2 separate regions of the Homo sapiens genome follow, and region 1 is linked to region 2. A link is an interaction called in ENCODE POLR2A ChIA-PET data of the cell type or tissue named here. Cell type or tissue: IMR-90. All regions are shown on one strand. Links, peaks and the distances in the headings refer to the core of each region. The heading gives the core; the rest is flanking DNA.

Region 1 (4,397 bases), core at 229-4,228, 400 kb before region 2:
TATTTAGTATCAGAAGAAGTATATTCATTAACGGTTTTTTTTTTTTAGAGCCAGGGTATCACTCATTTGCCCATGCTGGAGTGCAGTAGTGCAGTCATAGCTCACTGCAGCCTTGAATTCCTGGGCTCAAGTGATCCTGGCACCTCAGTCTCCTGAGTAGGTAGAACTACAGGCACAGGCTACCACACCTGGCTAATTTTTAAAAATATTTTGTAAAGATGGGGTCTCACCATCTTGCCCAGATTGACCTCTAATTCCTGGCCTCAACTGATCCTCTTGCATCAGCCTTCCAAAGTGCTAGGATTATAGGTATAAGCCAGATGCCAAGCCACATTCACTATTTTTAGTAGTTCTTATAGTGTAGGTTGTTCTCAGTGATTTCTTGCATGTCCATTTTCAGGAATCTAGTTAGTTTAGTAATTTGAATTAAAGAATTCACAGTCTATCTTAATAGTAGGTTAAGGTTTGAACCTATGAGGATTTTTACTATTCTGCCTAATGCTTATTCAAGTAAGATTATTCATTTTGTTAGTGAATGTCATTATCTTAGAGGTATATGAAATTATTTATTTGCAATATATGAAATTAGTCATCTGCAATGAACAATTTTGCTTCTTCATTTCATTTAATATTACAAGTATTTCATCAATTGCAGTTTTCACACCCTTAGTAATTTATCCAGCTGGCTTTTTTTTTCTTAACATGCTTTTTTTTTTTTTCCACACAACCCTTTGGAACACATTTTTTACTTGCTTTTTATTTAAGATTTGTAAAGAATTTTAACTTGTTAAAAACTACGATAATTACAGCTGGTAACATTTAACTGTTATATTCAATAATGGATAAAGAAATAATGGACTGTAAATTACAGCTTTTACACTTAGAAGGATTTTAGAAACCGTCTATACTAGTAGCTCCTGACATTTTCAAATATAAGAGCCCTTTTTATTTATTTATTTAGAAACAGGGTCTCCTTACGTTATCCAGGCTGGACTTGAACAAGAGTCCTTTTTTAAATGTTGAACAGTTCATGCCTCCAAATAATAGTAGCTCTAGTAGCTCTACATTTAGTATCAGCTAATAAAGAATATTTCTTTATTGAGACACAGTCTCGCTATGTTCCCTAGGCTTTTCTTGAACTAACCTCGAGTGATCCTCCCACCTTGGCCTCCCAAAGTGCTGGGATTACAGGCATGATAACATAAGCTTCTGTAGACCTGAAAATTTTATTTTAATATAAAATTGTATTTACAAATCACGTTATCTGCATACATGTGAAAATTTTAGTATGTAAAGTGGAAACTATTTTTGTATTTGGTCTACAGACAATTCATGGTGCTTGTGTGCATTCCTAGACACTTTATAATAGCTCAGCAGCCCTACAGGAATAAAAGAATGGGAACTACCAAGTTCTTTTGGTCTATTTGCTGTCTCTCTTCACCCCCAGCACTTCTCCCCAATTTTTACATATGAGAAAACTAAGGTCCAAAAAGATTAAAGTAATTTGGTAGAGAGTACACATCTATTTATTGGCAAAAAAAAAACAACCTTATTTTTTTGTATTAAAATATAGGAACAAAGGGAGTTAGCTGATAAGTAGATTGAAAGAATAAATACTTCTCCTATAAAGACCAGCTTGTTGTAGAATAATTGAATTACTGAGGGGAATCTTATACAGTAGGCATTTGAAGCACTGAGAAGATACACTAAAAAATCTGTTGATAGAAATGTATTTATTTGTATATTATGTGATAAATTGATAACTGCAGACTGTTTTCATATTTTCATATTTTCCTGGCTTTATGCTGGAATAATAAACTTGAATAAGAATATTTTTCTTTTTTTTTGGTACACCCTTGTAGAACATTTATTTATTTATTATTTATTATTTATTTTTTGGTATATAGCCTTAAATATTTTTCAAAGATTGGAAGCAACACTTCTCAGTATGGCTTACTGTACTTTTCACACCAGTTTTGCTTAACATGTTGGCATATTTAGAGATGATTCATTTCCTTTCTGTGGATAGCGGTACATGGAAGTTCGGGGAATAAAATTCTGCAATCACTTTTTTAGTAGCCTGCTGTTGTGTTTAAAGAGCCTTACCTATTTTGGCTAGCAAGAAATTCATTTTTGGCCAGGCTTTGTGACTCACAGCTGTAATCCCAACACATCGGGAGGCCAAAGCATGGGGATCACTTGAGGCCAGGAGTTTGAGGCTAGCCTGGGCAACATAGAGAGACCCTGCCAGGCATGGTGGTACATGCCTGTAGTCCCAGCTGCTCGGGAGGCTGAGGTAAGGGTATGACTTGAACCCAGGAGTTCAAGGTTATACAGCCCCTGCACCCCAACCTGCGTGACAGAAGGAGACTTTGTCTCTAAAATAAAAAGGAAATAAAGAAATTCATCTTCATATTTATTTGCATTTTTAATGCCTCTGTTTGCTCTCATTGTTTGTGATAAAGATAGCAAATCACATGCTTCTCTGGAAAGCCAATGTGGCCTAGTGGTCCAGAGCTCGAGCTCTCGAGTGACACTGCCTGCTTGTGGTATCCTGGCTGAAATCCTCGTTCAGTAGCCCTGGCTCTGTGCCACTGTTTCCTCATCTCTAAAACCACAGTGTACCCATTTCACAGAATTTCTGTGAAGATGAAGTGACTTAGTGATACCTCTTTCTTTATTCTTTTAACTTTAAATGCATTTTCTAACCCAACTCAGTGGTATTTATGCTTTCTTTTTGTTCAGAGATCCTTTAAAAGAAAGTACATTTTGTGAAAAATAATTTTTAAAAATTCATTTGAGAGCGTGTCACATCGGTGCACACCTGAATACCAGCTACTTAAAAGACAGGGGCAGGAGGATCACTGGAGCCCAGGAGTTTGCAGACAGCCTGGGCAACAGCAAAACCCCGTCTCTTTAAAAAAAAAAGCATTAATTTAAGTCAATATAAAATTTTCCTATTTTCCTTTAATTATGAATATGAGGTTGGGTGCAGTGGCTCACGCCTGTAATCCCAGCACCTTGGGAGGGCAAGGCAGGCAGATCACCCTGAGGTCAGGAGTTTGAGACTATCCTGGCCAACATGGTGAAACCCTGTCTCTACTAAAAATACAAAAATTAGCCAGGCCTGGTGGCAGATGCCTGTAATCCCAGCTACTTGGGAGGCTGAGGCAAGAGAATCGCTTCAACCTGGGAGGTAGAGGTTGCAGTGAGCCGAGATTGCGCCACTGTACTCCAGCCTGGGCAACAGAGGGAAACTCTGTCTCAAAAAAAAAAAAATTATGAATATGAGAAATTACTGATCTGTATTAATGTCATCCCTGCCCCCTTTGAGCTGAACTTCAGTTTACCAAGTATTGTTTCTTCTAAAGATTTTTTCATGACACTACTGGTTAATACATAACTGAGAGTTAATAAATTTTGCTGTGTTACAGTCTAATTTGCTCTCTACCAACAGAGACCTTCTTTCTTTTTCTGTTTAGTTTTTCAAAACAAGAGTTATTTAATGTGCTTGAAAACTAGACATTTTTCCTAGTTGTGTTCACTGAATTAGCATTTATTATAGTACCGACTAGATGTGCTATACCACACAAAGATAAATGAGGCTGTGGCCTGGAAGAGGTAGGCTTGTAAAGTCATTATGCTACTCCCAAATAAGTGCTTTAAAAGAGATGTGAGCAAAGTCCCCTCAAATGCAGAAGACAGTCCGGTCCAACACAGAAGAAAAAGCAAAACTTGCTGGCTGGGGCAAGGTTAATCTGGACACGACCTAGTTTTCTCCAGTTTGGCATTTTTATTTATTTTTTCGAGACAGAGTCTCATTCTGTCATCCAGGCTAGTACAGTGGCACAATCTCATCTCACTGCAACCTCCTCCTTCCGGGTTCAAGTGATTCTTATGCCTCAGCCTCCCAAGTAGCTGAGATTACAGGCATGTGCCACCATGCCCAGTTAATTTTTTGTATTTTTAGTAGAGACAGTGTTTCGCCAGGTTGCCCAGGCTGGTCTCGATCTCCAGAGCTCAGGTGATCTGCCGGCCTTGGCTCCCAAAGTGCTGGGATATTACAGGAGTGAGCCACCACGCCTGATTATTTTGGCATTTTTAAACTCTTTCTTTAATATAACAAAAAAAAAAAAAACAAAACAAAACAGGTTTTGTGGTCAATTTGAAAACAAATTGAAGTAATTTTTTTTTTTTTTGAGACAGAATCTCTCTCTGTTGCCCAGACTGGAGTGCAGTGGCGTGACCTCAGCTCACTGCAACTTCTGCCTCCTGGCCTCAAGCGATCCTCCGTCCTCCGCCTTCCGAGTAGCTAAAGCTACAGGTCCATGCTGCCATGCCTAGCAAATTTTTTGTATTTTTTGTATTTTTTTGTAGAGACGAGGTTTTGCTATGTA
Region 2 (4,397 bases), core at 223-4,222:
TAGTGCTATACAAAGGTATCAGCAGGGCACCAGCAAGCCCTAAGAGACTGGGGAAGACCCTCAGGAAGAGCTGTCGTAGACAAGGAGACTCCTGGTTGGTCCACACCACCATACACATTAACACCCAGTAAGGAACTGTTTAACCAACGAATGAATGAAATTTCTCCCCACAGGTAGTGGGCAGTCATGAAGGACACCCAGTGCTCCACTAGGGTTTAGGGCAACTCCAGAGTAGCCAAGTCAGATTCTGCATAAACCAAGAAGACATTGCTGGAACAGTGATTATAACATGCTTCCTACACTATAACACTCTGCAATTTCAAAATACGAGGGCTAATCACTTTCCAATCCAAACAAACTGTGCTTTATTGTGAGTAAAGAAACAGAAAGGGGTGGGGGAGTCTGGAAATGACTTTGAGGGGACCATTTTAATGAATGTAGTCTTTGAAATTCAGGTAAATAGAGCCTCTCTCATTTCCAGCACAAGAAGTCATTCACTGTGGCAGCCAAGTCGGCCATGAGAAAGTTGTGATACCAAAGTCTAGGTCAAAGTCGGGAAGCGACTGGATCTAACACCAGCTCTTCCCCTACTAACAGGTGCCCTTAGTGGACCCCAGTACACCTCAGTCTTCTCAGGTCTTCAACAAAGGGGCTGCAGTATGTAAGGTCTCTTCTACTTCCTTAATTGCATGTTGCTAGTAAATGAAATAAATACAACTCACTCTTATACCAACTGTAACATATTTTCCTAAACTAATGTTCTGAAAATTTCCACCACTTACAAACAACAGGAGAGCTCATTTTAATTTACAGCCCTCAGACTGGTACTTTGACCAACTGCAGATCCTATGGAGATCCTGACCCAGCACATCACTTCCTAGTTTGTCAAAGTCAAGGACGTCATGAGCAATTATGTAACACATTCCTTAGGCTTTCCTTTCTGCAGTGTGCAGGGCCTGTTTCCCTCCTCAAGCCCAGCCCATTCATGCAGAGGCCACAGAAGCATCCATTCCATGAGTCTTCCTTAAAGGAAGAGAGATGTTTAAATCAATGCCTTTCACTTCATTTTTTTAAAGCCAGTGGAAAAACAAAGCTAAGCCATACCAAGCTATGGAGAGTTAAAATGTCATAAGTAAGAGGAATATTTAAATGGACAAGCTGAAAAGAATTTTTCCAAGATGAAACATATACAATGTTACTGTGAATTATTAAAACTACCATTAAAAATACATGTTTTTTGTTCAATTGCCAACATTTTCATTTACCTAAGAACTGGAATCTATCTTCAGCATTCATGCAATAGCAAGGATTCAACATAGGTTTTGGGATCAGAAAGATGCTGGTGACCTTAGGCACATTTCCAACCACTCTAAACCTAAGTTTCCTCATCTGGAAAATGGAGATAGTATCTACTTTGTGGGATTCATATAACTTAGAAACCAGGGATTAAGCACTTACAGTGTGCTTGACTCTGAGAGGTCAGCCCATTATCTAATTATTGAAATATACGGCATTTAATTTTCACAACCACTCGTTCTGCTTCTTTGTATCATTCATCCATTCAATAACAGGAGATAGTGTTTGTGTGTGTATGTTGCTGTCTGCACAGTGTGTGACACACAGAACATGCTAAGAAGAATAGACGCTCTTACCATTCAAGGAATATCATATGGTCATTTTTAGAACTACACGGAGAGAAGAAAAAAGATATGGAGGTTTAGACAGCAATTCTGAGTTACTTTTGTTAATAAGTGCCTAACACACTCAGCACTTATCACTGCTTTTGGGTGACCCAAAAGAAGCAAGATTCAATTCACTTCATTACAGCTTTTTCTTAAATGTGGAAGCCCTACTCATCACAGTGATCTAGCCTTTGACTGTCTACTACCATAAAAAAACTGAAAATTAATCTACAGGTGTATTTCATAAAAAGCCACAAATCTGTGGTCCAAACAGGCCAAAAAGTGCAGGAGGAATACACTGGAAATCAAGAAGACTTTTATTTTTATTTTTTATTTTTTTAAGATGGAGTCTCGCTCTGTCACCCAGGCTGGAGTGCAGTGGTGCGATCTCGGCTTACTGCAACCTCCGCCTCCTCGGTTCAAGCAATTCTCCTGCCTCAGCCTCCCGAGTAGTTGGGACTACAGGCACACACAACCACGCCCAGCTAATTTTTTGTATTTTTGTTAGAGATGGGGTTTCGCCACGTTGGCCAAGCTGGTCTTGAACTCCTGACCTCAAGTGATCCGCCCGCTTCAGCCTACCAAAGTGCTGGGATTACAGGCATGAGCCAGTGCGCCCACCAAGAAAACTTTTAAAACCACCCTTATTTATTCACTCATTCATTCATTTACTCATCTTGTCTCTCTCTCTCTCTTTCTCCTCTGCTCTCAATAGTTTTGTGTTCCTATCTTCATTCCTGATTCATAGAAATCATAGAATCTTAAGGTCAGAAGGGACTTTGGAAGTCATCCAAGAAATCAGAGCTTCTTTCCTAAGCAAATAGACACTAAATTCCTACAGTGGAGAGGCATGTGGGGTGGTTCCGAAGCCAGAGTGCTTGTTTCCTCCCTGACAAATGGAATAATGGCAGTTCCTACCTCATCTCATAGGGTTATTGAGAAGAATAAATGAGGTCATGTTATGCAAACAACTGGCACAGAGCAGGTGCTCAATAAACAGGAGCCAGTCTTACTCGAAAGGATTATTCTGCTTGATGCTAAAGGCTCGTCCAAATCTGATGAAGCCCAGGCCACTGCATTGTTTGGGCAGCCCTAATCATCATAAAGTTTTTCTCTACTCTGAGCTAAATGAACAGCAGCTTCCACTCACTGCCCTCTACATGGACGGAGAATTTAACCCTTCAACTCCAAGCCAGCTTTCTGAGTAAGCAGTGACAGCTCTCTGCTCATCTTCTTCTCAGTTCACCCTGGCTTTCGAGTGCCCCCCCGCCATTCTGTCTTCTCTGGCCACATCCTGATTTGTCCATCTCCCTCCGAGTGTGTACCCAGAACTGCCTCCTGGACTCCAGGGAGAGTGCGACTGGTAGCACAGACTTGTTCTGAGTACAATGACTGTATTACAGAGTTTAGTGGCTTTGGGCGCAACCACATTGTGACATTATTCATATGAAGTTGTAAGTGTGCTAAAAGCCAGAGTCCCTTTTTATGCATGCTATTGAAGCACTATGCCTTCTCTAGCTTAGGTTTAGGGGATGCCAATGTAGGGGCTACACTTTAATGCTTTATATGTCATCTGGTTACATTCAAATATTTTGATCATGATTCTGTCATCAAGCCATGAGCTATCCTTCTAGGTTCATCCATAGACTTTACAAACACCTTCTTAGCTTGGATAACACTGCAGCCCTTGCTGTGGCCCCCAGCTTCACACAGGTATAACCTGACAGCACCCTGCCTTGGCTGTACCATGTCTTTCTAGCATTCTGCCTTGGGGCGTCTTTGAGACACCTGCAGAAACACGTACAAACCTGAAAGTACAGGGACTCAGTACCCTGGGGCAACACTTGGCCAAGGGAGAGGGGAATAATGGATACATGCCTACCTCATCTGTCCTTCAGCCACTTCCCAAGCACATTCTATGTGGCTCCTCAGAGGATCCCTGTGGGATTAAGCCCCCACTGCCCACAGCAGTGACCAGCTTGATAATGCAGGCTTGTGTTGGCTCTTCCTCCTTCCTTGTTTCTCTCTTTGTAGCCCCTTCTCCTGTTGCCTGGGATCAGTGCCCAAAATAAGCCACCCGCACACCAGCCCTTGCCTCAGGCTCTGCCTTCTTGGGGACCCCAGGCTAAGTCACATTCCATCGACACTAGTGATAATGTCCAACATGTGAGCTTCAATGTACAGCACCAGAGATCTCCCTTTAGGCAGACAGTGGCTGGAGACAGGCCTGTAACAGTCACTGAAACCACGCTAAAGCCACACAACTAGATTCTCACCTGCTGCTATTTCTCCATTAATTCATCAGGAAATAAGAGGTTTTGTCAAAGGCTATGCTGAAACTTAGATATGGGATTCCCTGTGATCTGCCTGGAACACAGAAGTCTCTCAGCAAATGCTATCTCCCCCCTTTCCCACTGCCCCATCAGATAGGAAATGGCATTAGTTCTCCACGGTCCATCCTCCCACTCACAGCAAAACCATGCTGGTTCCTATTTCTTCATCCATACGCTCATAGATCATGTTTTAAATATTCTTCTGGTATCTTGCACAGGCCCAATATTAACCTCTCAGATGCCTACAATGTGCAAAACCTGGTTTCTCCCTCCTTTTTCCTTTTTCAAACGGAGACAAGTTTATTTATCTTGAGGCACATGGAGTGGTTCTGAAGTCAGACAGTTTGTTTCTCCCATTCATTTACCACTCTTCAAAATTTCA

Evidence for each region. ChIA-PET counts read pairs that join two places held together with the same protein. Peaks named below come from ENCODE experiments on the same cell type or tissue, not always from the same donor. Only the 100,000 strongest peaks of a DNase experiment are listed, where the experiment ranks them.
Region 1: POLR2A ChIA-PET joins it to region 2 with 7 read pairs; 3 of 35 experiments call an interaction of 5 or more read pairs at or near these places.

What each region holds. Positions count from the first base shown.
Region 1 is chr14:54,974,235-54,978,631 of GRCh38, reverse strand. The region is part of intron 16 of WDHD1 (WD repeat and HMG-box DNA binding protein 1); the gene reads left to right. Among named protein-coding and RNA genes, the nearest start is that of WDHD1, 51 kb to the left of the region's middle. In IMR-90, for the core only: no CTCF peak of the experiment used is centred there; a DNase peak (open chromatin) is centred at 2,061; H3K27ac peaks cover 195 bases.
Region 2 is chr14:54,576,337-54,580,733 of GRCh38, reverse strand. The region is part of intron 2 of SAMD4A (sterile alpha motif domain containing 4A); the gene reads right to left. Among named protein-coding and RNA genes, the nearest start is that of SAMD4A, 11 kb to the right of the region's middle. In IMR-90, for the core only: no CTCF peak of the experiment used is centred there; DNase peaks (open chromatin) are centred at 923 and 2,473; H3K27ac peaks cover 872 bases.